Regions from separate parts of the Homo sapiens genome. Here all the other regions are linked to region 3. Evidence: chromatin loops called from intact Hi-C (ENCODE). Cell type or tissue: Caco-2. All regions are shown on one strand. Each heading gives the region's core, and the rest is flanking DNA. Links, peaks and the distances in the headings are about the cores only. Region 1 holds the start of SNORA116 (small nucleolar RNA, H/ACA box 116). Region 2 overlaps LOC124901447 (a long non-coding RNA gene). Region 3 overlaps TULP4 (TUB like protein 4). Region 4 overlaps TULP4 (TUB like protein 4).

Evidence for each region. Peaks named below come from ENCODE experiments on the same cell type or tissue, not always from the same donor. Only the 100,000 strongest peaks of a DNase experiment are listed, where the experiment ranks them.
Region 1: it touches region 3 in a loop (8-fold over the local background); 1 of 110 quality-filtered maps calls a loop at or near these places.
Region 2: it touches region 3 in a loop (13-fold over the local background); 1 of 110 quality-filtered maps calls a loop at or near these places.
Region 4: it touches region 3 in a loop (13-fold over the local background); 1 of 110 quality-filtered maps calls a loop at or near these places.

Annotation. Positions count from the first base shown.
Region 1 is chr6:158,319,028-158,327,024 of GRCh38, reverse strand. The region is part of intron 1 of TULP4 (TUB like protein 4); the gene reads right to left. SNORA116 (small nucleolar RNA, H/ACA box 116) reads right to left here and starts at 4,043; the gene lies at 3,897-4,043. RefSeq lists enhancers at 1,572-1,621, 3,615-3,684. In Caco-2, for the core only: no CTCF peak of the experiment used is centred there; a DNase peak (open chromatin) is centred at 4,024.
Region 2 is chr6:158,292,380-158,300,376 of GRCh38, reverse strand. It overlaps LOC124901447 (a long non-coding RNA gene), which reads left to right. Exons shown (of 2, transcript XR_007059835.1): 2 at 199-3,605. It also overlaps a transcript of TULP4 not described here. Among named protein-coding and RNA genes, the nearest start is that of TULP4, 16 kb to the left of the region's middle. In Caco-2, for the core only: no CTCF peak of the experiment used is centred there; DNase peaks (open chromatin) are centred at 2,496, 3,376, 3,526 and 3,926.
Region 3 is chr6:158,447,887-158,455,883 of GRCh38, reverse strand. It overlaps TULP4 (TUB like protein 4), which reads right to left. Exons shown (of 14, transcript NM_020245.5): 4 at 6,708-6,888; 5 at 3,616-3,750. Among named protein-coding and RNA genes, the nearest start is that of TMEM181, 110 kb to the left of the region's middle. In Caco-2, for the core only: no CTCF peak of the experiment used is centred there; DNase peaks (open chromatin) are centred at 2,783 and 3,553.
Region 4 is chr6:158,335,731-158,343,727 of GRCh38, reverse strand. All of the region lies in intron 1 of TULP4 (TUB like protein 4), which reads right to left. Among named protein-coding and RNA genes, the nearest start is that of SNORA116, 17 kb to the right of the region's middle. RefSeq lists an enhancer at 4,054-4,586. In Caco-2, for the core only: no CTCF peak of the experiment used is centred there; a DNase peak (open chromatin) is centred at 4,287.

The DNA of each region.
Region 1 (7,997 bases), core at 1,446-6,445, 130 kb after region 3:
TGTGCACGTATACCCAAATTCTCACATACTCAAATCCCGCAGTCAGCCCACAAGAACTTAAGCATACAAACGTTGATTTTGTGTATAATCCTCTCCATATAAACATGGATTTTGCATCCCAGAAATACTGTATTTTTGATCCGTATTTGATTGAAAAAATTCCACATATAAGTGGATCCACAAAGTTCAAACCATGATAGTCAAGGGACAACTATAAAGATAAATTAGATAATATATTTAAAGTCATGGCATTACTAAGTGATGGAGCTAGAACGTAAACTGAGTCTAGCTCCGGGGCCTGAGCTCTTAACTACTATGCTTCTAAAAACTCTGGAAATGTGAAGACAAAATTCTGAAGAAAACTACCTAGAAATCTGTACCCAGCCAAACTATCAAGTGTGAAAGCAATTAAGACATTTACAGAGATTAAAAGTCTTATACTTTATGACTTACAAATACTTTCTTAGGAAGATACTGGAGATTATGTTCCAACAAAAAGGAGTTTAACCAAAAAAATACAAGATTCCATAAACGACACGTGGAATAAATAGGGGGCAAAGAGAATTCCCAAGATGATGATTAAAAGGAAGTTCAGGAAATCACCTGGGCAGCAGGCCCACTGAGCAACCAATCCAGAGAGCAGAAGGATGACAAAGGACTCTCAGATGGAGGTGTTCAGGAAAAAAACAAAAACAAAACAAAACAAAAAAATGAACTGATAAACCATCTAATTGGTTTGAATGTATGAAATTATGCTGAAGATGTAGGAAGGTTTTGCAATAGATAAACTAAACCACTGGGGGGGAAATTTTTATCATGAGGAGAAAAGAGTTAAATAATGAAGGAATACAATCATAGTACCCTACTTGGCTCATCTGGGAATAACAGTGACATAGTTTAAACAGTGTAAACACTGAATAATAACCAATATTTGTGATACAGTAATACTGGAATGATTAGATGATAGGGCAAAGCTGGGTTGAGTGACTATGAAAGAAAGAGAAGAGTGCTAAATCTCAGCCTAACGAGATGGGAATGAAGTCAATAGACAAAATCCTAAAATTGATTCATCAAAAAAATAATAGTATGAGCCTTTGTTAAGTGGCCAGGACAACAGGTGGGGGGAGGGGGGGAGACAGGAGTTAGAACATTGCTATTTTTCATTCTTAGCATTTACCAATATGTATAACTATTACAGTGATAAAAAATTAACTCACACTACTGAGCTTTGGTATAAAAATAGATAAGCCAGTTTAGGTGAAATGAAATTCTGACCTAAATATAAAACAAAAGTTTCATTTCTGCCTCTTTGCTAGAAAGGTTCCTTATTCAAAATAAGAATTCCTAAGACATTTAAAAGAAGAGCTGTTCCTCGGCTGGGCGCGGTGGCTCACGCCTGAACCCCAGTACTTTGGGAGGCCGAGGCGGGCGGATCACGAGGTCAGGAGATTGAGACCATCCTGGCTAACACGGTGAAATCCCGTCTCTACTAAAAATACAAAAAATTAGCCAGGCGTGGTGATAGGTGCCTGTAGTCCCAGCTACTCGGGAGGCTAAGGCAGGAGAATGGCATGAACCCAAGAGGCAGAGCTTGCAGTGAGCCGAGATTCAACCACTGCACTCCAGCCTGGGAGACAGAGTAAGACTCTGTCTGAAAAAAAAAAAAAAAGAAAAGCTGTTCCTCAAATCCCTTCAGTTTACAATAACTGGCTACAATTAAGAGTTAGGCTCATGTGTACATTATCATAGTATCATGGTGACTGATGTCTGTTACTTCTTTAAGACTATTATTTCCATAATTGATTAAGCATAGCCAGTGCTGTCAACTGTCAGTTATCCACATTGGTGAAAAAATGCACTGAATTGAATGGTAATTTTTACACTCACATTTGATTTTTTGACAATTCTATTTGAATATGAGAGTCTTCTTATGGTCTTGGAATACGGCCCAAACCAAAAGCACTGTCTTCTTTCATGCCACAAACATTTATTACTATTGTTTATAATCATGACTATGTATGTCTGGTCCCACCTGTCGATCCCGCTTTGCTTTCCACTACTCTCCAACACTTCACCAAACTCTTCCATGTCCAAAACACACACATACCACAGTCATTCATAACTCTGTTTAAGGGTGCCTCTTCCCTTCACCTTTTTGAAGCAGTGTCTTATAGATAGAAAAACACACAGACACAAATTCAAATCTCAGATCTGCCATCATCTGGCTCTGCAACCTCAGACAATTTCATTAACATCTCAGAACCTCAGGTTCCCCAACTGTACAGCAAGGATATTAATACAAAGCTGTAGAGAGATGTTATGAGGGCTACACTAAATAATGGACATAGCACACACACACAAATTACAGGAATATATATGGCAATTGTCATCAGCAAAGACAACATTATATCCATGCAAACAATATCCACCCTCTGACACACGATAGACGATCCATCTGGGCAGGAACAGTGCCTTTTTCACCACTGTAGAGCCAAAGCCCAACAGAGTCTAGCCTAGAGCGAGCTCTCAAATGTTTACGGAACCGAAATGAACATTAAGGTCCAGCTCACTCCCTGACTCTGCAGGAAGCTTCCCTGACCACACTGGTCCACAGTGCTTCATCCTCTGACCTACTATAGCACTCTGCAGTACATCAGAACAGTACAACATCTGCCACCCATTTCTTCAGACTTGGTCTAAAAAAAGAAGACAGACTCACCAGGACAATGACGTTAATTATGGCTATAGTCAGGGAATGTAAGAATATTTTTTAAATACCTAGTTGACTTCATTCACACACTACTCCACCCTTCCAGTCCCACTATGCAGATCCTTTCTCTCAGTGTTCCCACTGAGGAAATCCTTCGTGATAAAGCTGGCAGATAAAAGCGGAACATCCATCAAATTCTAGTAAGTGCATTTTATCGGTTTAAATTCCTTTCCAGGGTAAAAAACTAGGTAAGTTTCCACTATTCATTTCGCTCAATACAGTAAATTTACCTGCAAAAAGTACAGTTAAGTCCTCACTTAACTTCAAGGATAGGTTCTTAGAAGCTGAACTTTAAGCAAAAATGACCTGCATATGAAAACAATTTTACCTTAAGCTAACTGATATAAACAAGAAAAAAGATCCTACGTATATACTACATACTAAGTGTTGTTTCACCTAAAGCTGCAGTTTCCAAGAACTTAACAATATTGAGGACTTACTGTATAGAAAAGTCTGAGGGGTTGTGGTTTTGCAATTCATATCTCTTAACATTATATGGTTTTGAAACCTGCCATGCAGATCACTGAATCCACAAACATTCAACCATGATGTAGCCCTGAGCTTCTCAGTCCCTATTACCAGCTACAGATGATCCCAAGGAGGGCTTTTCTCCACCAACTATGCCCTCTCTGTATTCAATGCACCTCCGGGAGTGGGGCAGCCCTCCTGTAATGGAATACCTAAAGGTACTACCTAGGAAGGAAACAAGGTAGATGTGGTCACCTAGCATGCTACAATATGCTCACATGAACAGAAACGTTGCTTTACCAGAAGAGTTGCATAAAATGAGTCATTAATGCTGAGTCACTAATAAATTATCTCTAACTCAGGTCATGAACACATGATTATGTAACTTTTCAAACGACTACAACCACATGCTGAATACATTAAGCACAGAAACAGTCATATCTGAGCACCTGCATAAGTCAAATTATTAAGGCAGCACCCTAGTTTAACCATCTGCCATGGAAACTAATAAAAAGTGTAGCATGCTCAGATGGATAAAATCCCCATTACAAACCACAAACATTTCACAGTATAGTCAAAAGGCGCACAGAACATCACTGCCTGTCCAACAAGGGCAATTTTGTTCCAGGGCAGGAAAAAATGCATAGGTCCTTGTCCTTGTCAGCCAGGTTCCAACAGCATCTGACAAGGTGAGTACAGTCACATGCTTAGGTTGGGGCTGGGGAACGAAGTGTCCTTCATCTCTCTCAGAAATGCCTCTCTAAAGCCAGAATGTGGCTTAATCTTCTTGCACCACTGAGAAAAGCACGCGCTAAACGTGCTAAATCCTAAGTATTTCTCAAGGCCCTGCTCAAAGATCATCTTCACCACACAATCTCTAGGAAGCCTCATTCTTCATTCTTTGAACAATTGAAAGCTTGCTTTCTCTTCCTAATGGAAATGCAAATAGAGGAAGGCGAAGTCCACGTTTCACCCTCATGCTAGACTGTAGATTCCATGAGGTATAAGCTGGGACTTCTCTTGCCCCCCGACAGTGGCAAATACACGCAGCACCTGGCACACAACAGAGATGCAGTAAATACCTGCTAAAAATTAATGCATGTGTTTTCAAATCTAAACTGAGGAACAAAAATCAACAAACACTGTTTCTAACCTCATGAGTCAGAACAGTAACTGAATTTCCAGGTACTAAGTGGTATTGTAAGGACTGGAAAGTAATATACTTAAGTATATTACTTTAAGTACAAAGGGTATAGAGTACTTTACTATTTCATCACTTATATACCATTTTCACAGCCCTTCCAAAAACATATTATCTCAGGTTCTACAACTCTGATAGAAGAGAATTATTATTTTCAACTTACTACTGACTTGAGTAAACTAATGAATGACTTGGACAGGTAAAGCTAGAACTTCTTGGAATCAAGATATGGAAAAACAGAAACAGAAAGGAAAAAAGAACAGGCCATCACTAAAGGAAATAAAACAGCCCTCCATTATATCCACCATTATAATACCTTAGTTGGTCACAAATCTACTAAAAGTCACTTTCTATGTAGAATTTATGAGAGATAAAAGAGCTGCAGTGAGTTTTTGCTGGCTTTAATCCAAAATGAGTCAACTTTTCCCACTAAAACTGTTGTACAGATTAAGTACTTTAAATACTGTATAAATGTTTCAAAATAAAATGGTTTTCTAACCTCTCTGAATGTTGAGAAAGTTGGTCATCACTATGCACAGTGAGGTGGACACAGAACCTGGCTTGCCAGTCCCCAGTGGCTCTGGGCCTTCTTCAGGAGAGGGTGAATCAGACAATGGTACTAGGAGGGTCTTTCAACTGCAAGGGAGACCATTCTTACAATCTAGAAATTCCCATCCTTTTTGGAATTAAGATGTGTCATACAATGTTTTTAGGAAAAAGAAAAGTACTTTAGAAGTAAATTTTTATAATATTTTTAAAACACTTAAAAAACTTAACATAGATTGTTGAGTCCTCCACAATAGAAAAATAGTAGAGTTTAAGTCAAGAGATTCATGAGGAGGTTTATGCTAGGCATGGTGGTGAAGTGAGCACGTTTCAGATATTATCTGGAAGTCAGATACAGTGGGAGGTCTTGCTAATAACAAGACTTGGGGACAAGGGAAGCGCAGGGAGATTCCTGAGTTGAGAGCTGAACTGACTGGCTGGTCTTGGGCCATCTACTAAAATGGGGAAACAGTGCATGGAACTGATCTGAGGTTCAAGGGGCGGGGGGAAATGAGTTCTGTCTGGGTGACCGATAGTCTGCGAGGCCTGACTGGTGTCCACTTTTGTATCTCATATATCAAGTTGGAGAATGAAGTCTGGAACTAGAAGGAGATGGCAGACAGAGAGAGGTATCTGGAGTCATAGCATGTAGGGAGATTTAAAGCCAACATAGAGAGGAAATACAGAAAAATATGCATGCCTGGTGCCCGTTAACATTTAAAGATGAGGCAAAAAAAAGGCAGAGCCAGCAAAGAAAGGCGGAAAGCAGAGGCCAGAACAGTAACAGGAAAACCAGGAGAGCCTGGTGTCCTGGACAACATTTCAATTCTACTGATGCTACTGAGACATCAAGTGCAGTTTAAAAACAAAAACAAAACACCAAAAACCTATGAGTTTAGCAATGTGTGGTCATTGAGGAGTTCATTTCAGTAGAATAAGGAAAGAAAGCACACTGAAGTGGGCCAAAAAGTTAAAGAAAATTTTTTTAAAAAATAAATAAATAATTGATATTCTAAACAATGAGAGGTGAGGAAGTTAAGAATGACAGGGTACATTGATCTTCCAATAAGTTTTACCAAACGAGGCAAGCAGATAACTATAATAAAGCATGATCAGCGCAACCAGAGAAGTCTGTTAAGTGTACAACAGGGACAAGGGGCAGGGTCAGAGAAAGCATATCGGAGAAGATGTACCCAATCCAAGAAATCAGGTGAGACCATTGCTACAGTAGTCGTGTCCTTATAACAAAACGAATTCCAGCAACTACACATAGCTGCCTGCTTATTCTCAAGTCAAAAAAATCCTGTTAGCCGGGCATGGTGGCTCAGGCCTGTAATCCCAGCACTTGGGGAGGCTGAGGCGGGTGGATCACCTGAGACCAGGAGTTTGAGACCAGCCTGGTCAACATGGCAAAATCCCGTTTCTACTAAAAATACAAAAATTAGCTGGGTGTGGTGGCGGGCACCTGTAATCATAGCTACTCAGGAGGCTGAGGCAGAAAAATGGCTTGAACCTGGGGGGCGGAGGTTGCAGTGAGCCAAGATTACGCCATTGCACTCCAGCCTGGGCAACAAAGTGAGACTCTGTGTAAAAAAAAAAAAAAAAAATTCCTGTTAAATGACAATCAGTACAAATAACCTTGATTAATTTGCACGACATCTACAATATCTGTAAGAAATTGTTTCATAGAATAAAAACATTCCCAAGTAATTATTTTCTGAAATAATCTTCATTATGGAACATAATCATTATTTTGCCTGACATACCTGCCCACCTATTGAGGACTCTTTTAAAAGAAAAACTCATCTTTCTTGAATTACTGCTTCACAGTAAAAGGACAAATAATTCTAAAAAAGCATCACTTCTCAGCCAGCCACGAAGAGTCCCCCTTGGAGTTTCAGTAGGTAAGCACACATCTATTCCTCTTCCATAACACTGCTAATCAAAGGTTTCAAAAGAGATACTGGTAAAAGGATTATTTTGTTTCCGTCCCCAAATGCCATAGAAAGTTGCTTTGGGAAAAGTTGGTTTGGCTGATCATTCATTTTTTGTGGTAGTGGTTCTTTTTTATGAAAGGTGCTTTCAGGATTGAGGGGGGCATATATTTTCACCATCTGATTAGAACCATTAACATATTTACCAAATATGAAGCTATGTATCACAGGATAAGAATTCCTCTACTATATGTTTAACTCTGGCAAATATAGCTAATACCATTTTATCACAAATTTCTAACAACAGAATACACAATGTGAGAAAGGCAAACTAGTCTCAAAGACTAGACAAACATTTATCACAGTATTTAATTTCAGATTCAATTTATCTAACTGAATACATTTATAATTCCAAAACTGTTAAGATTTGTTAAATACTTACATAATATAAAACAGATTTTACATACTAGCTGAGGGTGAAATAAATTATCTTTCATTCAGATTTTTTTCCTTTTTAATTCAGTTGTGAAATTAGCAGACGACTAGATCTGACCCCTTCAATTTAGTTAGTTCCGTGGCCAGAAATAAAATCTTGCAATGGTTCTTTCAGTAGTGTTCTTAAGGGATGGCCGGTGGGGACACAGGGTTTTTCTGCTTCTTGTGGTAGAAGGGAGTGAAGATAAGGTAAGGGCAGAGATGAGTTAAATGTCAGCCTTCCCGGAAATGAAAAACCAAATTAAATAAAACCCAAGGTTTCTTTTGATGATTCCCTTAAATGAAGACACAAGTTCACAACCCCTGATTGAGAATCCTTAGAGACAAGTATTTTGAATTCAGAATTTTTTAAATCTTAGCAAAGTCCTACAAGGGGAGCTCCTGTCAATTATCTAGTGCCACCCACAGGTCTGGGCAGCCCCCATAATAAAACACAGTATTTCTGCAGCTGAAGTGATGGAATAACAACAACCAGCGGCTTCACATCAGTCCAGGCCAGGTCTTGCCATTGAAACAATTATACAAAAACTTGCTATTTTCAGAGCCCTTAGATTTAACAATCGTGAGCTGGGCACAGTGGCTC
Region 2 (7,997 bases), core at 1,024-6,023, 160 kb after region 3:
AACTTTCTAAATGTTCCTAAAGACATACTCTGACTGCAGCTGAACAGGCAAAAAATTCTCCCTAAATGAAGGCAAGCCAGTGTTAGGGAAAAACTCCCAGACCAATACCTGGGAAGCTGGAACAATTACAACGTGGGGAAGAGGGTATGCTTGTGTTTCACCAGGAGATCATCAATCCCCTGTCTGGGTGCCCACTAGGAGACTTAAACTTCGTGTGAATACTGACAATAAAAACCATAGGGAAGAGACGTCTGCGTCAGAGACCACCTTCATACCTGGTGAGATCTGTGCCGACTCCTCAGAAACTGGCACGCCAAATTAAAATGGGTGTGGTTCAATCCTCCCTAATGGCAACAGAGACCCCTCTAACTAATCCCACTTCTCCTAATTCCCTTTTTCTCCTTAAGAACCTAAAAATCTCACCATTTCTATTAGCCTGAAAATAACATCCCCCTGTTCTTCTCTTCCTCCTTTAGCACTGGATCTCGCTTATAATAGGTTTTATTTAATAATTCTCCCCCTTACACTTTGTCTTACCAGTTTCCCCTCAAACTGATTTACCTGCTACACAAAATTATTCTTATTAGGCTTATGTGCTTTTTCCCCCACTTATTCAATCTCTCACCTGGATGGATGCTCCTGTGGAAATCTATGCTAACGATATCGTGTGTGGCTGCCTGGAGCTACAGATGAACATTGCCCTGCTCAACCAGGAAAAGAAAGCACTGCATTTAATGTTACTATGGGTTATAAATGCCCTCCTCTGGGCTTTGGACATGCACCTGGTTGTATCCATCTAGAAACTCAAGTCTGGGCTGCTTACCTTCTGGAGAGATCAGCCACAAGGGAATGGGGACATTTGGTCTCCGGCCTCTCCCTTTCTCCTTTAAGACAAATGAAAGGGGGAGTAATAGGAGATACCCCATACCTTCAATATAAACCTGTAGGAAAACCATGTCCTAAAAATTTTGAGGGCCCATCTAAAACTTTAATTTGGGAAGATTGTGTTAATTCACATGCAGTAGTATTAAAAAAAATGACTCATATGGTTTAGTAATAGACTGGGCACCAAAGGGCTATTTAAAAAACGATTGCTCCTCTGGCAGAAGGGAATGCCTGGAGGCTACTTATTTTATATTTCTTATTGGGATGACGAGGATCATCATCCTACTTGGCATAGGAGGTTCAGCTCGTCCTTTTCCTTAAAACAGGAAGATAAGGGCATTACCCCCCACCCCGACCGAGGCCTAGTATGGATACTCCCCATTCCGAGCCCAGAACACCCAGAACTTTGGAAATTGGCTATTGCCATGTCCAGACTGCAAGTATGGGAAGGGGAAACGTTTCTGTCTGTTGTCCCCACTACCGCCCCTTGCATCCGTGATTCTGAACTCCATGATAAATCCCCTTTGAACCTTTTCCCTCTTTTTGATGCTGATCCTCCTTTATGGGACTCCAATTGGCATTATGATAATTCTTCTTGACCCAGGTATGCTCCTCTACCTGTTCGGCATCCCCGGGCACCTAGGATTGCTTCTTTGTGGCGCAGAACATTGGGCATTGCCACTGCCGCTCCTCTCCCTCAGTATCAACGTAGACTCAAACATTCTGCTTTGTTTACCGCCAACCTGACTACTCCTATACAGAGTTGTGTTAAGCCTCCTTACATGCTGTTAGTGGAAAATATCAAAATTTGGACGAACAATCAAACTGTCCAATGCATTAATTGTCATTTATACACTTGTGTTAACTCCCGTTTTGACTCCAGGAAAAGTATAATGTTGGTTCGAGATCAAGAAGGAATCTGGATACCATGTGCCAGACCAGTCAAAGAATCCTGTGTCAAAACTGGGAGAACGAACAAGCCTTCATCGCCATGGCACATTTATATAAAAAGAAAGGGAGAGATGTTGCGGGAAGTCAGGGACCCCAAACGGAGGGACCGGCTGGAGCTGCGGCAGAGGAACATAAATTGTGAAGATTTCATTTTAATATGGACATTTATCAGTTCCCAAATAATACTTTTATAATTTTTTATGCCTGTCTTTAATCTCTTAATCCTGTTATCTTTGTAAGCTGAGGATGTACGTCACCTCAGGACCACTGTGATAATTGTGTTAACTGTACAAATTGATTGTAAAACATGTGTGTTTGAACAATATGAAATCAGTGCACCTTGAAAAAGAACAGAATAACAGCGATTTTTAGGGAACAAGGGAAGACAACCATAAGGTCTGACTGCCTGCGGGGTCAGGCAGAATACAGCCATATTTTTCTTCTTGCAGAGAGCCTATAAATGGATGTGCAAATAGGAGAGGTATCGCTAAATTATTTTCCTAGCAAGGAATATTACATATTAAGACCCTAGGAAAAGAATTGCATTCCTAGGGGGAGGTCTATAAACGGCCGCTCTGGGAATGTCTGTCTTATGCGGTTGAGATAAGGACTGAGATACGCCCTGGTCTCCTACAGTACCCTCAGGCTTACTAGAGTGGGAAAAAACTCCGCCCTGGTAAATTTGTGGTCAGACCAGTTCTCTGCTCTCAAACCCTGTTTTCTGTTGTTTAAGATGTTTATCAAGATAATACGTGCACCGCTAAACATAGAACCTTATCAGTAGTTCTGCTTTTGCCCTTTGCCTTGTGATCTTTGTTGGACCCTTATCTGTTGTGGGAAGTCAGGCACCCCGAACAGAGGGACCAGCTGGAGCCGTGGCAGAGGAACATAAATTATGAAGATTTCGTGGACATATATCAGTTCCTAAAATTAATACTTTTATAATTTCTTAAGCCTGTCTTTACTGCAATCTCTGAACATAAACTGTGAAGATTTCATGGACATTTATCACTTCCCTAATAATACTCTCATAATTTCTTATGCCTGTCTTACTTTAATCTTTTAATCCCGTTATCTTCGTAAGCTGAGGATGTACATCACCTCGGGACCCTGTGATGATTGCGTTAACTGTACAAACTGATTGTAAAACATGTGTGTTTGAACAATATGAAATCAGTGCACCTTAAAAAAGAACAGAATAACAGCGATTTTAGGGAACAATGCAAGACAACCATAAGGTCTGACTGCCTGCGGGGTCAGGCAGAATACAGCCATATTTTTCTTCTTGCAGAGAGCCTATAAATGGACGTGCCAAGTAGGAGAGATACCACTAAATTCTTTTCCTAGCAAGTAATATTAAATATTAAGACCCTAGGAAAAGAAATGCATTCCTAGGGGGAGGTCTATAAACGGCCGCTCTGGGAGTGTCTGTCCTATGCGGTTGAGAAAAGGACTGAGATACACTCTGGTCTCCTGCAGTACCCTCAGGCTTACTAGGATTGGGAAACACCAGCCCTGGTAAATTTCAGGTCAGACTGGTTCTCTGCTCTCGAACCCTGTTTTCTGTTAAGATGTTTATCAAGATAATACGTGCACTGCTGAACACAGACCCTTATCAGGAGTTTCTGATTTTGCCTTGTCCTGTTTCCTCAGAAGCATGTGATCTTTGCTCTGCTTTTTTGCCCCTTAAAGCATGTAATCTTTTCCCTGTTCATACACTCCCTCCCCTTTTGAAATCCCTAATAAAAACTTGTTGGTTTTGAGGCTCAGGGGGCATCATGGACCTACCAATATGTGATGTCATCTCCGGCAGCCCAGCTGTAAAATTCCTCTCTTTGTACTCTTTCTCTTTATTTCTCAGACCGGCTGACACTTAGGGAAAATAGAAAGAACCTACGTTGAAATATTGGGGGTGGGTTCCCCCGATACTTATCAGTAGTTCTGCTTTTGCCCTTTGTCCTGTTCCCTCAGAAGCATGTGATCTTTGTTAGACCCTTATCAGTAGTTCTGCTTTTTGCCCTTTGAAGCATGTGATCTTTGTACCTACTACCTGTTCTTACACCCCCTTCCCTTTTGAAACCCTTAATAAAAACTTGCTGGTTTGAGGCTCAGGCAGGCATCACAGTCCTACCAATATGTGATGTCACCTCCGGCGGCCCAGCTGTAAAATTCTTCTCTTTATACTGTCTCTCTTTATTTCTCAGCTGGCCGACACTTATGGAAAATAGAACCTACGTTGAAATATTGGGGGCGGGTTCCCCCAATATGGGAGGATTGCTTGAGCCCAGGAAATCGAGGCTACAGTGAGCCATGAGGAAAAGGGAAGAGAAAAAGGAATGGGAAGGGAAAGGGAAAGGAAAGAAAGGAAGGAGAAAATAAGAAAAGGAAAGGAAAAAGAGAAAAAAGGAAGGGGAAGGAAGGATCTTATGAAAGAATACCTATAATATGAATCAATTATATGAAGTTCAGAAACAAGCCAAACTAATTTTATCAGTTAATAGAGAATACATTGGTGGTACGACTAAAAATTAAAAAGAAAAAATATTACAAAAAGCAGCATGTTGCTTATTTGGGGGGTGGCTATTGTGAGCCGGGAGAGGCACACAAAGGTGTGTTGCTTGTATGCTGGCCATATTTCTTTTTTTCTTTTGAGACGGAGTCTCATTCTGTTGCCCAGGCTGGAGTGCAGTGGTGCAATCTTGGTTCACTGCAAGCTCTGCCTCCCAGGTTCGTGCCATTCTCCTGCCTCAGCCTCCCAAGTAGTTGGGACTACAGGCATCCGCCACCAGGCCCGGCTAATTTTTTTGTATTTTTTAGTAGAGATGGAGTTTCACTGTGTTAGCCAGCATGGTCTCGATCTCTCAACCTTGTGATCTGCCCACCTTGGCCTCCCAAAGTGTTGGGACTACAGGCGAAAGCCACCATGCCTGGCCAATGCTGGCCATATTTCTTTACCTGGGTGGTAGTTACGGGGTGTTCACTTTATTCTTTATTACATATATACACTTTATAACATATGCTTCTGTATGTATATCTCACAACAAGTAAGTTTTGTTTTTTTTTTAATTTGAGAATTTTTTAACTTGAGAAACTTGATATAAACAGGTTTAACAAGCTGTGAACTACATTAGGCATCAGACCTGGGGGACTTTTAGAAAAATTAGTAAGGAAGTTTTTTTTAAATTATTGTATCCAACCATAAGGGGTACTCTCCCAATCTAGAAAATTCCAATAAAGCATAAAGATGCTATTTTAGTTCTCAAGCTAAGGTGTCTACAAAGAAAATGCACATTAACAGTAATGAATGGATATAAAACTTCAGAACAAAGTTCTATTTCTTCTAAAGGATAACAATGTAAGACAGTGCTTAAACAGAAAAGTAGATTTGGAAAAAAATATACACGTGTCAGATGAACACAAAACAAGACAAAAATATACAGTAGAAAATTTTCAATAAAATATGCAAACACCCTAATGTTTCAGCTTTTGACTACAGGTTTGCTTGGAGGTTGAGGAAAAGAAAGAGAGGAAGCCAGGCAAGGTGGCTCATGCCTGTAATCCCAGCACTTTGGGAGGCCAAGACAGGCAGATCACTTGAGCCCAGGACCTGGGCAACATAGCAAAACCCAGTCTCTACAAAAATTAGCCAGGCATGCTGGCATATGACTGTAGTCCCGGCTACTCAGGAGACTGAGGTAGGAGGATGGCTTGAGCTTGGGAGGTGGAGGTTTCAGTAAGCTGAGATCACGCCACTGTGCTCCAGGCCTGGGAAACAGGAGCCAGACCCTGTCTCAAAAAAAGAAGAAGAAGAAGAAAGAAGAAAAAAGAGGAAGAAGGAAGAGGAAGAAAGGAGGAGGAAGAGAAGGAAGTAGAGGAGGAGGAGGAGAATTTCCTGTTTAATGATTTGAATCAAACACATCCCAGTTTCTCCTCCTGGGAGGCTGACTCTGCTACCTTAGGGACCCATGGAGGATGTGGACACAGGACGTCCTCACAGCTCTACTACCTAGGAACAGGGATCCTGTGCTTTCTGTCCCTTTTCCTCCTCTCCACACCCAGGCCTCCCTTCGTTGCCCTTCTGTCCACAGATGGAAGCAGGTCCTGAACTCTGCATTTCTTTTTAAATAAAGTAACTATGACAACCTGCTTTATTTATTTTTTTTTTTATTTTTTTTTTTGAGATGGAGTCTTGCTCTGTCGCCCAGGCTGGAGTGCAGTGGCACGGTCTCGGCTCATTGCAATCTCTGCCTCCCAGGTTCATGCGATTCTCCTGCCTCAGCCTCCCAAATAGCTGGACTACAGGTGCCCACCACCACGCCCAGCTAATGTTTGTATTTTTAGTAGAGAAAGGGTTTCACCATGTTGTCCAGGCTGGTTGCAAACTCTTGACCTCAGGTGATCCACCCGCCTCGGTCTTCCAAAGTGCTGGGATTACAGGAGTGAACCACTGCGCCTGGCCCGATGACCTGCTTCTAATTAGAATCACTCCTTTCCTTTCAGAATTTTCCAGAACCTACAAATATTCACTGAGCATGAGGTAGTTTTGTTTCCTAATTAGTTTTAATGGCTGCCCCGAGGCTGGTTCAAATTTGCACTCAGAGCCTGCCTTTGAAGGCTGGAATACTCTCAGTAGCCACTCGTTATGTGGCTATTGACAAACGCAGGGAAACACATACATCCAGAAGAAACTAACATCCCTGCAAAGGTAATGGGATTTAACAATGATTTTATATATTTATTGTGTTATCATTTTCTACCTCTAATTCTCAAAACGTGCTAGTGAGATAAATAATGTATGACTAGGATTATTCAAAAGATGTGTTTCTACAACTGTGGTAGTCTCAAATCATTTTCCCATTGACTTGCATTGTAACTTACAGAGGTGGAGTCTATAGAATTCTGTCTTATTCAGAACACAACCATCTCTTTCAGGTGTGGCACACAGAAGCACTGAGCACATAAGCAGACTCATATAGCAAGGGTCTTTCTGCCTGTGGTAGAGGTAATTTTTTATTTAATTAATTATCCCTACCTAAATCATATACTCATAAACAGAGGCTATGTTTTACTCCAATTTTTATGCTACCTGCAATTCCCACCAGTACCCCTGCACTGAATTAAGTGTTCAATAAGGTACTGAGCATGGCACATTGCCTCAGTTTAGGGAAGTGGGAAACAATAAACATGAACTGAATGAGTTTCTGTGTGTGAACCCCAGGTCAACACCAGCCACTTGGAAGCCCAAGGCTGTGGGCATTTCAGCCCTGTGAGCAAAAGCCACAAGGGCCACAGGTCCACTGCCAAGTTCAGAGAATCACAAAGAGGTGTATTTTCAAGGAAAGCTACTCCCTATTTACTTTATATGGCTGATTTCAATAGCCGATTCTGAGAATATGAACATGTAATTATCTGTACAGAGAGAGGAGGGAATGGAGCTTGCAGACAAACTGCTTGATTAGTAGTTTAAAAGAAAGTGGAAGTTAGCTACTTCTTAGAGTGAATCTACACCTGATACTCAGATATTAAAATACTGTGGTACCATATTGGGGCTCACCAGTATCAAAAGTCAGGTGCCTTCATTAAAAAGGGGGGCATTTTATTTATCAAAGCAACGAAGTCTGAAAGAAATAATAGCCTGTGTCACATGTCACACAGGGTACACAGAAATGAGAGAGTACTTTGGTGATATAATTCAAAAAGACTTAAAATGCTGCAAAACCTTTTGATTCATCAATTCCACTTCTGGAAGTTTATCGTAAGGAAATAATCTTACACTGTGCAAAGACTTGGCTATAAGGATTTCTTATAGCGTTTGTATAAGGGAAAAATATGAGATAATCAGTATGTCCAAACAGGGTATTGGTTGAATAAACGTTGATAAAGACATAAAACAGAATACTATAAAACCACTAATAATTATATGGTAGAAGACTACAAAACAACATGAAAAGACGTTCTCAGGAAGTAAAAAGTAAAATTACATGTTACACTTCCACAATGCTCTGAAAGGGCCTCTGCACACTACTAGATCTTGAGTAAATTACAACAAATGTAATTTTTAATTGCTGGACTTGCAGGAAAGTATAGAAAATCTCTATGGAAGGCACATACACATAAACATAAGGGAAAGCCAGGGTCATCTGACAGGGGACACAAGAGCG
Region 3 (7,997 bases), core at 1,375-6,374:
ACCTTCAGAGAGGACAGAAGGGAAGCTTTTTCTCTGTCCTTACAGCACCTACTTGATGGCACCAGCTCATTTCGATTTAATCTAACTTTCTGAAACTAGGAAGACACAGAACAAAAGCATCCTGCAAATAATTTTTTTTTTTTTTTTGAGACGGAGTCTTGCTCTGTTACCCAGGCTAGAGTGCAATGGCGCAATCTCAGCTCATTGCAACCTCTGCCTCCCGGGTTCAAGTGATTCTCCTGCCTCAGCCTCCCAAGTAGCTGGGATTACAGGCATGCACCACCACGCCTGGCTAATTTTTGTACTTTCAGTAGAGACAAGGTTTGGCCATGTTGGCCAGGCTGGTCTCGAACTCCTGACCTCAGGTGATTCACCTGCCTCAGCCTCCCAAAGTGCTGGGATTACAGGCGTGAGCCACCGTACCCCGCTGAAAGCATCCTGTAAATAACTGAAAACATTTTTAGGTTAGATTTAGATATCTAGTTAGGTAATAATTAAAATGTTAAATTTGGCCGGGCGCGGTGGCTCACGCCTGTAATCCCAGCACTTTGGGAGGCCGAGGCGGGTGGATCACGAGGTCAGGAGATCGAGACCATCCTGGCTAACAAGGTGAAACCCCGTCTCTACTAAAAATACAAAAAATTAGCCGGGCGCGGTGGCGGGCGCCTGTAGTCCCAGCTACTCGGGAGGCTGAGGCAGGAGAATGGCGTGAACCCAGGAAGCGGAGCTTGCAGTGAGCCGAGATTGCGCCATTGCAGTCCGCAGTCCGGCCTGGGCAACAGAGCGAGACTCCGTCTCAAAAAAAAAAAAAAAAAAAAAAAAAAAAAATGTTAAATTTGCCTGTATTTTTAGAAGAAAACTCAAGGAAAAAAATTTCACATTTGGGAGGGCTACTTTGGGTCACCTCCCCAACTTACCTAACATATCCTTCTACCTATATTGCACATATGGTTGCAAAACGTTAGAAGTGCTGCTCCAGGATGGGTATGGTGGCTCACGCCTGTAATCCCAGCACTTCGGGAGGCCCAGGCGGGTGGATCACCTGAGGTCAGAAGTTCGAGACCAGCCTGACCAATACGATGAAACCCCATCTCTACCAAAAATACCAAAATTAGCCAGGCGTGGTGGCATGCGCCTGTAATCCCAGCTACTAGGGAGGCTGAGACAGGAGAATCACTTGAAACTGGGAGGCAGAAGACTCAGTGAGCCAAGATCGTGCCACCGCACTCCAGCCTGGGCAACAAGAGCAAAACTCCATCTCAAAAAAAAAAAAAAGAGAGAACTGTTGCTCCAATACCTTGGGCATATTCAAGGCATAAAAAATAAAGTTTCCATAAGCAGGGTGGTAAAAAACTGGAAAAATTCCCCCGTAAAGAATAAAAAGGAACTGAGTGGTAATTATATTATGTTCAGCCTTCACCAGATATTTGGTAGAGAAACCAAGTTCTGGATTCCTGAACTAGAGGCAGGTTCTCAAAAAATTAATAAACTTGGTTTAAAGGTTTAAAAATAGAATTTTGAAGAAAAAAGTTAAGCATGGATTATAAATACATTAGGAATTAATGTTGATCATCCTGTGTTTTAGCTCCATGAAAGACAGAACATTCAGAAAAAAATTTACAGACAAGCACAGGAATTTAAGTTCATCATCACCACAAAAAATATGTACTCAACTCCTACCAGGGCCTATGTGTGATAAAAAGGACTTCAACGTCATTCATGTCCCTCAGGACTTTACAGCCTAAGTAATTCCTTATAATTACAGTCCTGAGACAGTAGATTGGGATGCCCAAAAGAGGGTATGTAATATGTTTCTAAAAATATTCTATAGTTTAAAAATAGAGTAATTACTTGGGGGGGGGCGGTGCAGAGGCAGGTATGATTCTTGCCAACCAACAGTTAAGTATATAGACTTGATTCTTTTTTTTTTTGAGACGGAGTCTCCCTCTGTTGCCCAGGCCGGAATGCAGTGGTGCGGTCTTGGCTCACTGCAACCTCCGCCTCCCAGGTTCAAGCGATTCTCCTGCCTCAGCCTCCCAAGTAGCTGGGACTATAGGCACACGCCACCACACCTGGCTTTTTTTTTTTTTTTTCCGAGACAGAGTCCTGCTCTGTCATCCAGGCTAGAGTGCAGTGGCTTGATCTCAGCTCACTGTAACCTCCGCCTCCCAGGTTCAAGCAATTCTCCTGCCTCAGCCTCCCGAGTAGCTGGGATTACAGGCACCTGCTACCACGCCCAGCTAATTTGTGTATTTTTAATACAGACGAGGTTTCACGATGTTGGCCAGGCTGATCTTGAACTCCTGACCTCGTGATCTGCCCGCCTCGGCCTCCCAAAGTGCTGGGATTACAGGCGTGAGCTACCGTGCCCGGCTTTTTTTTTTTTTTTTTTTTTTTTGTGAGACAGAGTCTCGCTCTGTCACCCAGGCTGGAGTGCAGTGGCGTGATCTCGGCTTACTGCAAGCTCTGCCTCTCGGGTTCATGCCATTCTCCTGCCTCAGCCTCCCGAGTAGCTGGGACTACAGGCGCCCGCCACCACGCCCGGCTAATTTTTTGTGTTTAGCTAATTTTTGTATTTTTAGTAGAGATGGGGTTTCACCATGTTTGCCAGGCTGGTCTCGAACTGCTGACCTTGTGATCCACCTGCCTTGGCCTCCCAAAGTGCCGGGATTACAGGCATGAGCCACCGCACCCAGCCTAGACTTGATTCTTTACATCCCTGTGACTGCTGAATAATTCAGGCAAGCAGCAGTAGCGCACGGTAATGACTCCCTAGACCAATGGCCAGTTTTGAATGACAGCAGCGAGTTACACCAAAGTTCCTGGCTTGTCTCCTATATCCTCATTCAGATTACAGGAGGTCCCTTAAACATCAAGGGTCAGAGGCAGCCCAGGTATTGAATTTTAAAACCTTTTTACCTTGTACCATTCAACCCTGAAGAGACAGATTGTTTTTCCATAGAACTCACATCAATGGGGTCAACAACATCAACAGTACTCTTGAACTGCAAAATTCACAACACTCCAAATGCCTATGCCCACTGATTTTCTTTTGAGATAACAACACTCATAATATCTATCAGGAAGGTATCAGCACTTGACTGCTGCCCTTCACAACAATGCCTCAGTCTAGTAATTGCAGAACCTCCACAAGTCTTTCAAGGTAACTTTATCGCACAGTGATGATCAGTTCCTTAATAAGACTGTCAGATTCTTAAAATTACAGGGGCTTCTGTGTAAATGATGTCTTGTGCACCATCTGCTGCCTTAGGGATGGCAGGTGCTGCAGTCCGTTTATTGTGCAGACATGCGTAAGCCAGATGCAAACATACCTGTACACCTGAGAGAGGATCATTCTTGTCATAGTGAGGAAAAGAGCAGGCTAAGACAAAGACTGAATGTCAGGAATCTCCCTTTGAGATAAGACTAGGTATGGACTTATCAGATAAGCAAAGGAGTGAAGAGGGAGTGGCTTTAGTTAACAGACTCCATGAAGCCCAGAAGGTGTCACCACAGAGGACAGGAATCAGTAAGCACAGAGTGTACAAGACCGGCCTTGAGGCAAGCACACACAGGCCCGGTCTGCAGGTTTGGGGTGTGTGCAGCATTCTGTACCTTTCAGCCCTGAGCGGATGACCGTGGGAGACAAGTCATCGTAGTTGTTCATTAAGCTGATGTCTCCCGAGGTGAAGCTGACGGTGAGCAGAGGCTTGATGTTCTGCACTGGGATGGGATATGCTGCCGGACCATCTGCAGGAACACAAGTGCCAAGTGAAAAGGAGGGAAGCACACCACCCAAATCCAGGTTCCCAAAGCTGAAATCTTGCATGGTGCCTTAGAAATTGCCTGACAATGCAGATCCTACTCTGGATTGGGATGCTACCTGAATGAAACATTCTATATCATTCAGGAACTACACAAGGGCCATCAGTGGGCACTAACAGAGAATTTGTGAGTAAGAAGCAGGACACTAGGGACATAGCCCTGGGGGCAATTGGTGAGTGGTGAGAATATGTGTGAAAGTTTACTAACTTGATGTTAATGTGTTACACGGTTCTAATGACATATAGACATAAATTATTTTAATGTCATACAACATCCAAGGATGGTAGGAGGAGGGATAAAAACATTTTCTTAATTCTGGTCTAAGAGAGAAAAAAGTTGCTTTTCAAGTTCCAAATCCTCTTTCTAAATCCTCTTTCATTGAATGTTACAGGAAATAAGCAGCCACAGAGGCCAGCCCAGATTTGGAGAGAAGGTTGGGCTAAATGTGGCTCATAGAGGCTTGCTGCACCTGCGGAGCACAGCCGGCATAAGGAAAACCCTGCTCTGGAGCCTCATGCAGACATTAAGGAAGGGGCCATGATGGACCATGGACTTGGTCTTTCACAGGGTGTTTGAAAAAGCAAAAGTAAGCCCTTCCTAGATGCCTAGATAGAGCAACGTTTTCAGAAGGCTCCTGTAGGCTTCACAGCCACACTGGGCTCATCTTAGCAGCCATCGAGGTGGGCCTACCTGCCAGTTGTCTGCAGAGGAAGCCCAGTTATTGCTTTGCTTTACATCATGACACTGCACTATACCGACCTCCACACTCAAATTCCCTAGGCCACTAAGAAGAACCCTGTTGCACGTGAAAGGTGAACACCTGTCATCCTCTAAACTGCCCCCCCTGCTTCTGAGAAGGGCAACTGCCTGGAGGAGCAACCAGGGACTGAATTCTGTTCTTGGATTTACTCTGGACTTGCTTTATAAACTTGGTCTCTGAGTCCTGTTTTTTTTTCCTTTCTTTTCTTTTCTGTTTTTTCCTTTTTCTTTTTTTGAAACGGAGACTTGCTCTGTTGCCCAGGCTGGAATGCAGTGGCGCGATCTTGGCTCACTGCAGGCTCCGCCTCCCGGGTTCAAGCCATTCTCCTGCCTCAGCCTCCGGAGTAGCTGGGATTACAGGTGCCCACCACCATGCTTGGCTAATTTTTTTTTTCTTTTGTATTTTTAGTAGAGACGGGATTTCAGCGTGTTAGCCAGGATGGTCTCGATCTCCTGACCTCATGATCCACCCGCCTCGGCCTCCCAAAGTGCTAGGATTACAGGCCTGAGCCACCGTGCCCAGTCCCTTGTTTTCTTTTTTTTTTTTCAATAATAAAATGGGGGCAAGTAAATCTAGATTTGACCCACTAAAGAGGAGTTCTAAGAGTATGCTGAGTCCATGTGATGAAGACACTGACTTTACTATTATGAGGCTGTAGAAATATGACCAACACTTCTCTCAAGGCTGGTATCCTATTAGGAAAGGGGATGGTTAATTCCTAAATTGCTTTATGGGTGCTAGGAATACCCATAAAAAGCCCCCAAGCCACTGGTCCTAAAACACTACCATTAATCTCAATTGTTTTTCATGTGTGAATGCCTTCTCCTAAAATGAATAAATGAATGAGTATGTGTGTACACACATACGTGTCTGCTGCTGGGAAGCATAACACACTGTGACAGGAAAGAGAAGACAACACAACACGAGAATATTGCAGGTTCTAACGGAGGCAGACAATTTCTCTAATTTCCCCCGGAACAGCCCTTCACAGGACGACATGCCCCACAATGGCAGGAAAGGTTAGAAAGCACCCACTGTGCCCTTTGACTATGAAGGGCACACAGCAGTGTAAGCACAGCTGTGCTAGGCTAAGGATAGAAGCCTGCGGCAGTGTGACCACTTCTAATCAAGAAGCCAGTCCCATTCCCCAAAACGAGATGGTTACAGCTAGGCAGGAAGGCTAAATTCTAGTGTTCCATACCATGGAGGATGACATGTTAACAATAACATATTATCATATTATATAGTTTCAAATACCTAGAACGAGGATATTGAACGTTCCCAACACAAAGAAATGATAAATGTTTGAGATGATGAATATGTTAACTAAAATGATCTGATCACTATACATTATGTGTATCGAAATATCACAATGTAGCTCATGAATATGTACAATTATTGTATCTCAATTTTTTTAAAAGAGATGGGTGCAGGGGATGGGATGCTGGTGAAGAGCCAACTGAGTGGGCCAGTGCTGCACACTGATTCTGGGGACCTGCTAGAGGTTAAGGTGGCTGGAATTTGAGGTCATCCCCACCAAGAGTACTCAACACCAACTGGAGTATACAGAGAGGCAGTAGGTCTTTTAGACCTGAGGAGGAGGAGAGCTTCTGCCTGAAATAAAGAGGACAGACAGAAATGTAGAGTTATCTGCCCAAGGTGCTGGCCTTCATTATGGCAAAACAAATCCTTTTCTCATGCACCTAAAGCCGCGGGCTTTAATAACATTGGGGATTTGGATATATCACATATTAAGTTATAATAATAGCACAGCATTTTTCATCTTTAGCTTTCTTTATTGTCACTAAGCAGCTAAGCCCCACAATACCTCAGGGACACAGGAAGAGCCATGTGTCTCACTTTATATCTAGGAAAAGCTAAGCGAATTAAGTGTAATCAATTCGACCAGTGATTCTGAGAAAAGGGACAACAGCGGGGAGACAGTCACATCTAGATGAGGCCAGCCCTACCTTGCATTTCAGCTTGATAACTCTTCCCAGGAAGCCCGGGTGCCGTAGGTGTGGCGGCCCTTCACCCTCCCTCCTCCACATCAGTCTACTCTGCTCCGATGCCCTTCCTTGTCCTTCTGGTCAGTGACAAGGAAAGTAGGGCCAATGAGTACCTTGGGGAGGGGCGTAGTCATCTGAGTCCGTGTCGCTCTCGCTGCTGTCCTCCACCAGGAAGATCGGGTAGTTCCAGGACATGCCGAGGACACCGTCTGACTCGTGCAAGAGGACGTGGGCCAGCATTCTGCCGTGGCAATCCATGACAATCACCTGCCCATCGGCCGTGCCAAACAGCACCTGCAATCCAGGATGGGGACCTCTGACCAAGTGGCAGCAAGGGCCAGTTTCTGGCACACCTTGTTGCCTCGATTTGTTTTAGGAAGACAATATACATTTAGAACTAAAAATAGCTAGTTAAGTAACAACAGCACAGTGACACAAAATGTTAAGTAGAACCTCTGCTGGCTATTCCTGCAACAATTTGAGTCCTTTAATACTGAAATGTGACTAACAGCAGAATGAGTATATTATATTGCATGAACGTTTTCAAATAATACCAGCAAAATCTCTGTTATACTATTTGCAGGGGTTTTGCTTTGTATTTTTGATTGGAGGAGAGGAGTTAGGAAAATATTCATTTACTTTTCTGGAAAACGAAGAAGCAGCAGAGATTTGTTGTTATTATTTTCTCAAATTTAGAAGAAAAAGCTTAGGTTTATGTTTGACCAAAGAGAAAATACATTGGGTTATGTAAGCATGTTATATAACCATATTTGGAAAAGAAGATGCTCCTGAAACAATGTTTTATTTCCAATGTTGAATGTTTTACTTCACTGAGAATAATAATAGTATTAATGTATTAATTTATAATTAATTTAAGGATGTAGTCATGGTATTAAAATATTAAGTACTTACTTTGCACTAAACACTATGCTGAAAGCTCTACCTCATTAATTGTCAAAACCATGAGTTAGGCGCTAGTTTTGCTGGTGTGGCCCAGGTGGGCTTTTGCTACCACAGTGTGCTGAGGGCTGCTCCTCAGACACCTTCCTTGGCCTCACCCATCTCAGAGCACATACTCAGGAGCATGCTGGGTAATACAGACAGGTACATGGCCAGAGCTAAAGAACAATCTGGATAGAGGAAGGCTGAATGCGCCCCTCCATGACAGCAGCAAAGGAGCACCTCACAGCTGCTGAACATCCCCCCTGCCGCCACCAACCAACCAACAACACTAGTGGTGCCACCAGTGGGACATCCTGAGAGGAATCTTGGGTCCTGGGCAGCAGGACCTCCACCGAGGTGCATCACATTGCATTATGTTCTGCTTTGTGTGATGGTCTCTGCAGTTTCTGCATTGGTTGCCATTAAAAACTTTACATCTTTTGTGTCTAATGGGATCTGTC
Region 4 (7,997 bases), core at 1,442-6,441, 110 kb after region 3:
CTATAGCAAAGTACCACAGACTAGGCAGCTATGAACCACAGAAATTTATTTCCCACAGTCCTGGGGGCTGGAAGTCTGAGATCAGGGGGCCAGCATGGTGGGGCTGTGACAAGGGCTCTTTTCTGGACTGCAGGTGGCCACCTTCTCCTTGTATCCTCATGTGAGGGAAAGAGGGTGCGAGCTCTCTAGGGCCTAAGAAGGCCATTCGTGATGGCTCCATCCTCATGACCCAAATCACTTCCCAAAGCCTCACTTCCTAACACTATGACTTTGGAGGTTAAGGTTTAAGCTGAATTTAGGAGGGAACACAAATGTTCAGCCCGTAACACTCACCATTCCCTTCCCTGCATTACCTTCCGTTGCATTTGGCTTGGTTAGAAACACAAGAAAAGAAAAAGCAGACCAGCAATGAGTTAACTAACCAAGTTTGAAGAATCTAAATCACAACACCATTTTGGACACAGTTTCAACCAGAATCTGAGTTCCAGTCTAGCTCAGCCCTTTGACAGGAACTACAGCAAACCTCCCCTGTGGAGTCAAAGCCCCTCCCCTTCATAGACAAAGAACATACAGAGCCCAGGCGCGCTCACACAGGGCTCCAAGCATGCACAACTCCTACTCCTCCTGGAGGCCCCTGAACACGCCATCACAGGAACCCCCTTTGTCCTCCATTTTCCCTGCTGTGGTGGGTACAGATTCTCTACACATCACCCGGGGGCTGTCCTGGTGGAGGCAGTGCCTACACACACACACACACACACACACACACACACACACACATTTATTTTTAATCTCATCGTTCACTATAGGAAGCCTAGCAGTGATCATTTATTGAGCCTATTCTTAGGGTCAAACACTGTACCAGATATTTTATATATGAAATAAATATACATTATTCGACTTAATCCTCACAACAGCCCTATATGATTTTTTATCCTTGCTTTACAGCTAAGGGGCCATGTTGAAGATTATACAGCTAGTAGGTGACAGAACTAACAACTGATTCAAGGTCTGAGTCCAAATCCTACATTCTTTATGCCATGGTGCCTTCAATCCACCCTTTCAAGAAGTCAGTAAATATAGGCAACTGAGCACACAGTCTTGCATTTGTATTTAAAGTATCAAATACAAAATTTAAAACACATATTGTACATTAGTTGTCTCATTATTCTAGGAAACTTATATGCTTAAGCTACCAGGTAGGCTATGCAATTACATCTCTGAATGGATCAGGCACGTGGAACTATTTTTCCTTCCAGAGACAACCGAGGCTATATAAACAAAAACCTAGTTCTCGGCATTTAGATCTAAAGTGTGCAAATGAACAAGAAAGTGAAAATGTGACTCATGTTGATAAATATTACAATCTTATGTAAACTCAACTTTTTAAAGTGCAGCAAGTTCTTAAACATGCTTTCAAAATAGAAAGAGCCTTACAAAGATTTCCTGAGTAAGACCTCAAAAGCACAGGCAACCAAAGCAAAAGTGGACAAATAAGATCACACCAAGCTGGGCTGGGCGCAGTGGCTCACGCCTGTAATCCCAGCACTTTGGGAGGCCGACATGGGCGGATCATGAGGTCAAGAGTTCAAGACCAGCCTGGCCAACATGGTGAAACACTGTTTCTACTAAGAATACAAAAATTAGTAGGTGTGGTGGCACATCCTTGTAATCCTAGCTACTCAGGAGGCTGAGGCAGGAGAATTGCTTAAACCCAGGAGACAGAGGTTGCAGTGAGCTGAGATTGCACCACTGCACTCCAGCCTGGGCGACAGAGCAAGACTCCAGCTCAGAGGCGGCGGGGAATCACATCAAGCTAAAAAGCTTCTGCACTGCAAAGGACACAATAAACAAAGGGAAAAGACAACTCACAGAATGGGAGAAAGTATTTGCAAACCACCCATCTGACAAGGGATTAATAAACAGAATATATAAGAAATTCAAACAACTCAATAGGAAAAAATAAATAATACAATTAAAATATTGGCAAAAGATCTGAACAGACATTTATTGGAAGAAGACATACAAATGGCCATCAGGTATATGAAAAAAAAATGCCCAACATCACTAATCAGAGACATGCAAATCAAAACTACAATGGGATACCATCTCACCCCAGTTAAAACAGCTTTTTCCAAGAAGAAAGGCAATAACAGATGCTGGCAAGAATGTGGAGAAAAGGGAACCCTCATATATTGTTGGACGGAACGTTTAGTATGGAGAATCTTCATAAAACTAAAAATAGAACTACCATACAATCCAGCAACCCTATTGCTAGGTAAATATCCAAAACAAAGGAAATCAGTTTGTCAAAGAGTTATCTGTACTCCCATGTTTACTGTAGCACCAGTCAAATAACCAAGATATGGAATTAACCTGTGTCCATCAAGAGTTAAATGGATAAAGAAAAGTGTGGCATATACACACATGGGAATATTATTCAGCCATAAAAAAAAGTGAACTCCTGTCATTTACAACAACATGGATGGAACTGGAGGACATTATGTTAAATGAAATAAGCCAGGCACAGAAAGACAAATGACGTGTGGTTTTCACTCATACGTAGGAGCTAAAGAAAAAAATTGACCTCATGGAGATTCTGAGTAGAATGACAGTTACCAGAAGCTGGGAAGGGTTGTGGGGAGGAGGGAATAAAGAGAACATGGCTAATGGGCATAAAAATACAGTCAGATAGAAGGAATAAGATCTAGTGTTCAGTAGCATACTAGGAAAATCCATGGCTCTGCAAAGGCTTAAACAAACAAACAAAAAAACACACACAAAAAAACAGAGAGAGCCTTAAAATTCTTTAACTCCTCAGTCTTGCTTCATTTGTGCCCTCTCAAGCAGCTCAGCAATCCCACAAAGGCTCTAACTCAAGCAACCGTTGTTAAACTAGAGATGCAAGATGTGCACACATCCCTAAAAATAACAGAAGGCAGTAAGTTATATGCCCAGCAAGTGGTACAAACAGTAAGGATGAGGGCCTGCGAAGGACTCTCTGGAATCACTGGGTCCAAGTGGTCAGGGCGCTTTGTCGAGGAGGTAGGACTCAGCGGAGTCACCTTTTCTCCTCTTAGAAAGAGAGAAGGTGCATCTTGAGGAGGGAACTCCAGGAGGGCAGGCTAGGGAAGGACATCAGAACATGTTCTCAGAAGACCCAGGACTCAATGCAGGTGCAGGGCCTGGTTTGGGAGCAGTACGGTCAACTCTGTGGAACCACCCCTTTCCTCCAGAGGGATAATATCAGCTGACGAGATATGCACACCCACACACGCTCACCCTGTGTGCACACAGAGGAGGGCCCAAGCAGCGTCAGGGCAGGAGGGAAAGACTCACTTAGGCACACTCAGGAACAAACATAAGAAAATAAAGCTAAATTAATGAGGACTTAATTCAATAAATATGATTATACTCAACACTTAGGAGTGGTCCTACAATTTGCATGTCTATACTACTATTTCAGGTTCATTTTAATGGCTAATTAGTTATAAAACAATTCTGATACACTTCTTTCCCCCCAAAAAACCCATTTTTCTCTAGTCACCAAATTATCAAGGTTACTGTACATTCCACCAAATGAAATTACAGATCTCTGAACATGTCCTACTGCCTACAGTAAGGTCAACTCACCTTGCACGAGCAGATCCACATCAACTAAGCTCACCTGGCCAATACAATTAAGGTATCCTGAGCTCCACGGCCTGTTGCGGGAACTCAGGGACCCCGAACAGAGGGACCAGCTGAAGCCATGGCAGAAGAATATAAATTGTGAAGATTTCATGGACATTTATCACTTCTCCAATCAATATTCTTGTGATTTCCTATGCCTGTCTTTAATCTCTTAATCCTGTCATCTTTGTAAGCTGAGGATGTATGTAGCTTCAGGGCCCTGTGATGATTGTGTTAACTGCACAAATTGTTTGTAGAGCATGTGTGTTTGAACAATATGAAATCTGGGCACCTTAAGAACAGGATAACAGTGATTTTCAGGGAACAAGGGAGATAACCTTAAAGTTTGGCTGCCTGTGGGCCGCACAGGACAGAGCCATATTTCTCTTATTACCAAAAATGGGTAAGAGAAATATTGCTGAATTCTTTCCCCAGTAAGGAATATTAATAATTAACAGCCCTGGGAAAAGAATGCATTCCCAGGGTGGGGCCTCTAAAATGGCCACCCTAGGAGTGTCTGCCTTATGCAGATGTAGATAGGGATGAAGCACATCCTAGTCTCCTGCAGCACCCCCAGGCTTGCTAGGATTAGGAAATTCCAGCCTGGCGAATTCTAGTCAGACCGGTTCTCTGCTCTTGAACGCTGACAATGTGTGCACAGCGGGACACAGAAGTTCTTTAGTGGTTCTAGTTTCGCCCTGACCTTGTGATCCCGCCCTGACCTTCTGCCTTGTGATCTTTTGTCGCCCTTGAAGCATGTGATCTCTGTGACCCACACCCTATTCGTAACACCCTCCCCTTTGAAAACTGCTAATAAAAACTTGCTGGTTTTACGGCTCGGGGGCATCACAGAACCTGCCGACATGTGATGTCTCCCCCAGGACACCAGCTTTAAAATTTCTCTCTTTTGTACTCTTTTCCTTTATTTCTCAGACTGGCCGACACTTAGGGAAAATAGAAAAGGACTCACGTTGAATTACTGGGGGCAGGTTCCCCTGATATCTGGCACACCAATGTGTTTTTTTCTTTTTCCCAAGTGCAAGACTTTTTCCCAAGTGTAAGACTCAGTCTTACATGCAAGCACAGGGAATGCCTGCCCGCTCAGGAGGGCTTATACCTGCATGAGAAGAGCTGTCATCAGAGACTCACAGGAAGGGAGTTCTGAAAACAAAGTGAGGCAACATTTCCCAGAGCCAGAGAGAATATTTGTCAATCAAGACCTATCTCAAAAGCAAGGTTCAGGAAATGTGATCATTCCCCACCTGCAGAGTACCCTCTTTACCTGTAACTACCAATCCCACCTGGTCCCTCTCTGGTCCTGGCTCTACCCCAAAGTAGTAATTTAGGTCCCTGGGCCAAGTTTACCTTCCAACCTGCTAGCCTCTCTATTCCCCACTGCAGGTGCAACATAACATGGCTGATTCAATGTCACAAATATCAAACCAGCCTCTAGTATGCGGAAATGTGGAATGCTAAATTCCGCAAAGGATACAGGGTCACTGCCCAGCTTTGGAACGGTTCACACCTCAGCAGCACTCCTTTAGCAGAGACTGGCCCAGAATGAGCTGGCAGGTGCAGACTGAGACATGCACTTCAATAAGCTGGCTGCATGAGAGTGTCCAAAATAAGGTTTAATTGCAATATCATGTTCACTAAATTATGTGTCCTTTACACCTATCATTTTAAATGTCTGTTTTTGATTGTTATTATTCATTACACTTTAAAGTATAATTTGGGCTGGGTGGGGTGGCTCACATCTATAATTCCAGCACTTTGGAAGACTGACTATAATTCCAGCACTTTGGAAGAGGATTACTTGAGGCCAGGAATTCAAGGCTGGAGTGAGCTATGATCACACTACTGCACTCCAGCCTAGGTGACAGAGCAAAGACCCTGTCTCAAAAATAAATAAATACATAAAGTGTGACTTGTATGGAAATGCTTCCATCAGGTGCTCTGAAGACTGTTACCATAGAGACCAGTAACTTGACTGTTTCATGGCCCTAAATTGTACCTACCCTTCAATAACTACGGCCAGAGTCATGAGAATTCACTGTTGGGTGGAGACAGGTTGGGTGAAAGTGTGACTTTACCCACTTGACCTTTCTTCAGCTACTTTCTAGCCTTTAATTTTCTTAATCTTAAAAATGAGATGGTTTCTAAGGCCTTTCCAAGATTCGATATTCCTCTGGTTTCTTCTGTTTCCTACTTTTAGTACCTTTGTTTCAGTCCCAAAAGTGCTTAACTGCTTTAAAAAAAAAAAATCAAACATTCACTTCTTTCTAGAAATAATTTTTGAATACTCTTGGTCTTTAGGAGTATTGGTCAGATAAGTCGATTGATTGGTATCCAGTGCACTTGACACTTTGTTGTTTCTATTTGTTTGCACACTGTGGGTGCAGGGACTTGGCTTTGGTGCCTTAAAATAAAAGGTAAATCATGTATTTCTTCTTGTACTCACTTTAATTCCAGGAAGGGAATCAGTGCCAGGGCTTTAGTGACACTGATGGCAGAAAGGTATTTGAGGACCTATTTTTAGTCCTCCACCTGTTTCACACACAGATGCATTCACTATCCATTGCTTCAGTCTGTATCAGGGAGAAAAGGCTAAAAATTTTTACAGCTGAACGGGAGTGGTGGCTCATGCCTGTAATCCCAGCACTTTGAGAGGCCAAGGCAGGTGGATTTCTTGAGCCCAGGAGTTCAAGACCAGTTTGGGCAACATGGTGAAACCCCATCTCTACAAAAAATACAAAAAAATAGCTGGGCATGGTGGTGTGCACCTGTAGCCCAGCTACTAAGCTGAAGTGGAAGAATCACCTGAGCCCAGGAAATTAATGCTCTGCAGTGAGCCATGATTGAACCACTGCACTCCAGCCTAGGCAACAGAGAAAGACTCTGTCTCAAAAAAAAAAAAAAAAAAAAAAGAGAAAGAAAGAGAGAGAGAGAAAAAAAGAGAGAGAGAGAGACAGAAAGAAAGAAAAGAAAGAAAGAAAGAAAGAAAGAAAGAAAGAAAGAAAAAGAAAGAAAGAAAATTTTACAGCTCATAACCTTTCCTTTCCAAATAACTTCAGCCCTGCAATAAAATGAACAGAGCTCTAAGACACTAGTGAGACTTGGATTCTATTCTGAGCAAAATGCTCTATGAAATCAGGAAGAAAACATCTTAAACAAAATGACCCGTTTAACAGGCAAGAACCTTAAAAAAAAGAAGTGAATTGGTCATAGGGACTAATTCAAAATAGACCAAAAAATCAAAGTTTTAAAAAAATGACTTATATTCCCATTTTTGTCCCTAAGTGAAATTCTAACTTTACCTGAATAGTTAGTTATCTCTCTGTTCTTTATCTATTTTTAGAAGGCATTTAAAAACAAATTGCCTGGCAGGTCTCAAAGTGCTTGATTAGTATTTGTCCTGCTATAAGGAAGTCATGAATGAAAAATCCCCTAATGAGGACAAAATACATGTTGATTTTCTTACCAATAGTATTCTTTTTTCTGAGTCTTTTTCTAAGCTACAAGAAAATATGGGTGAATTCCTCTATCACTTACATGTGGAAAAAGACTTTCCAATTATGACTCAAAATCCAGCGCAATAAGAGACTGACAAATTTGACTAGATAAAAAAAAGTTTTAAACCTTCTGCATGGCAAAAAATACACTAAGCAAAGTCAAAGTTAACAAATTGAGAGAAGACATTTGTAATATACACCACAGATAAAAGACTAATATTACTGTCTCCAATATACATAGACATTTTACAATTTGAAGGTGACCAAAATTTCTATAGAAAAATAGATGAAAGATATAGACAATTCACAAGATTTTTAAAATGGCCCTTAAATGTTTGAAAATATGTTCAACCTTACTCATAATAGGAGATATCCAAATTAAAACCACACTGCAGTGCCATTTTCTTCTACCATATTGGCAACAATGTAAAAGCTTGGTAATATACTATGGGTGAAGCTGTGGGAGAAAATGGTATTCTCATAAATTGCTGCTGGGAATGCAAAATGGTTCATCATTATGGAAAGAAGTTTGGCAATATCTAAGAAAACTATATATGTCTTCACATTACAATGCAGCGATTTCACTTCTAAGAATTTACCCTGAAGATACACGTCCAACATACACACAAATTATTCACTGCAGCATTATCTGTAATTGCAAAATACAGGAACTCCCTAAGCATTCAAACTTGGAGAGTTGTTGGGTAAAATATAGTACTACGATATACAGTAGTATATGTGTATACATAATGGCACACCATGTGCTGTAAAAAAGAAATGAGGAAGATGCACATGAACTGACATGGAATGATC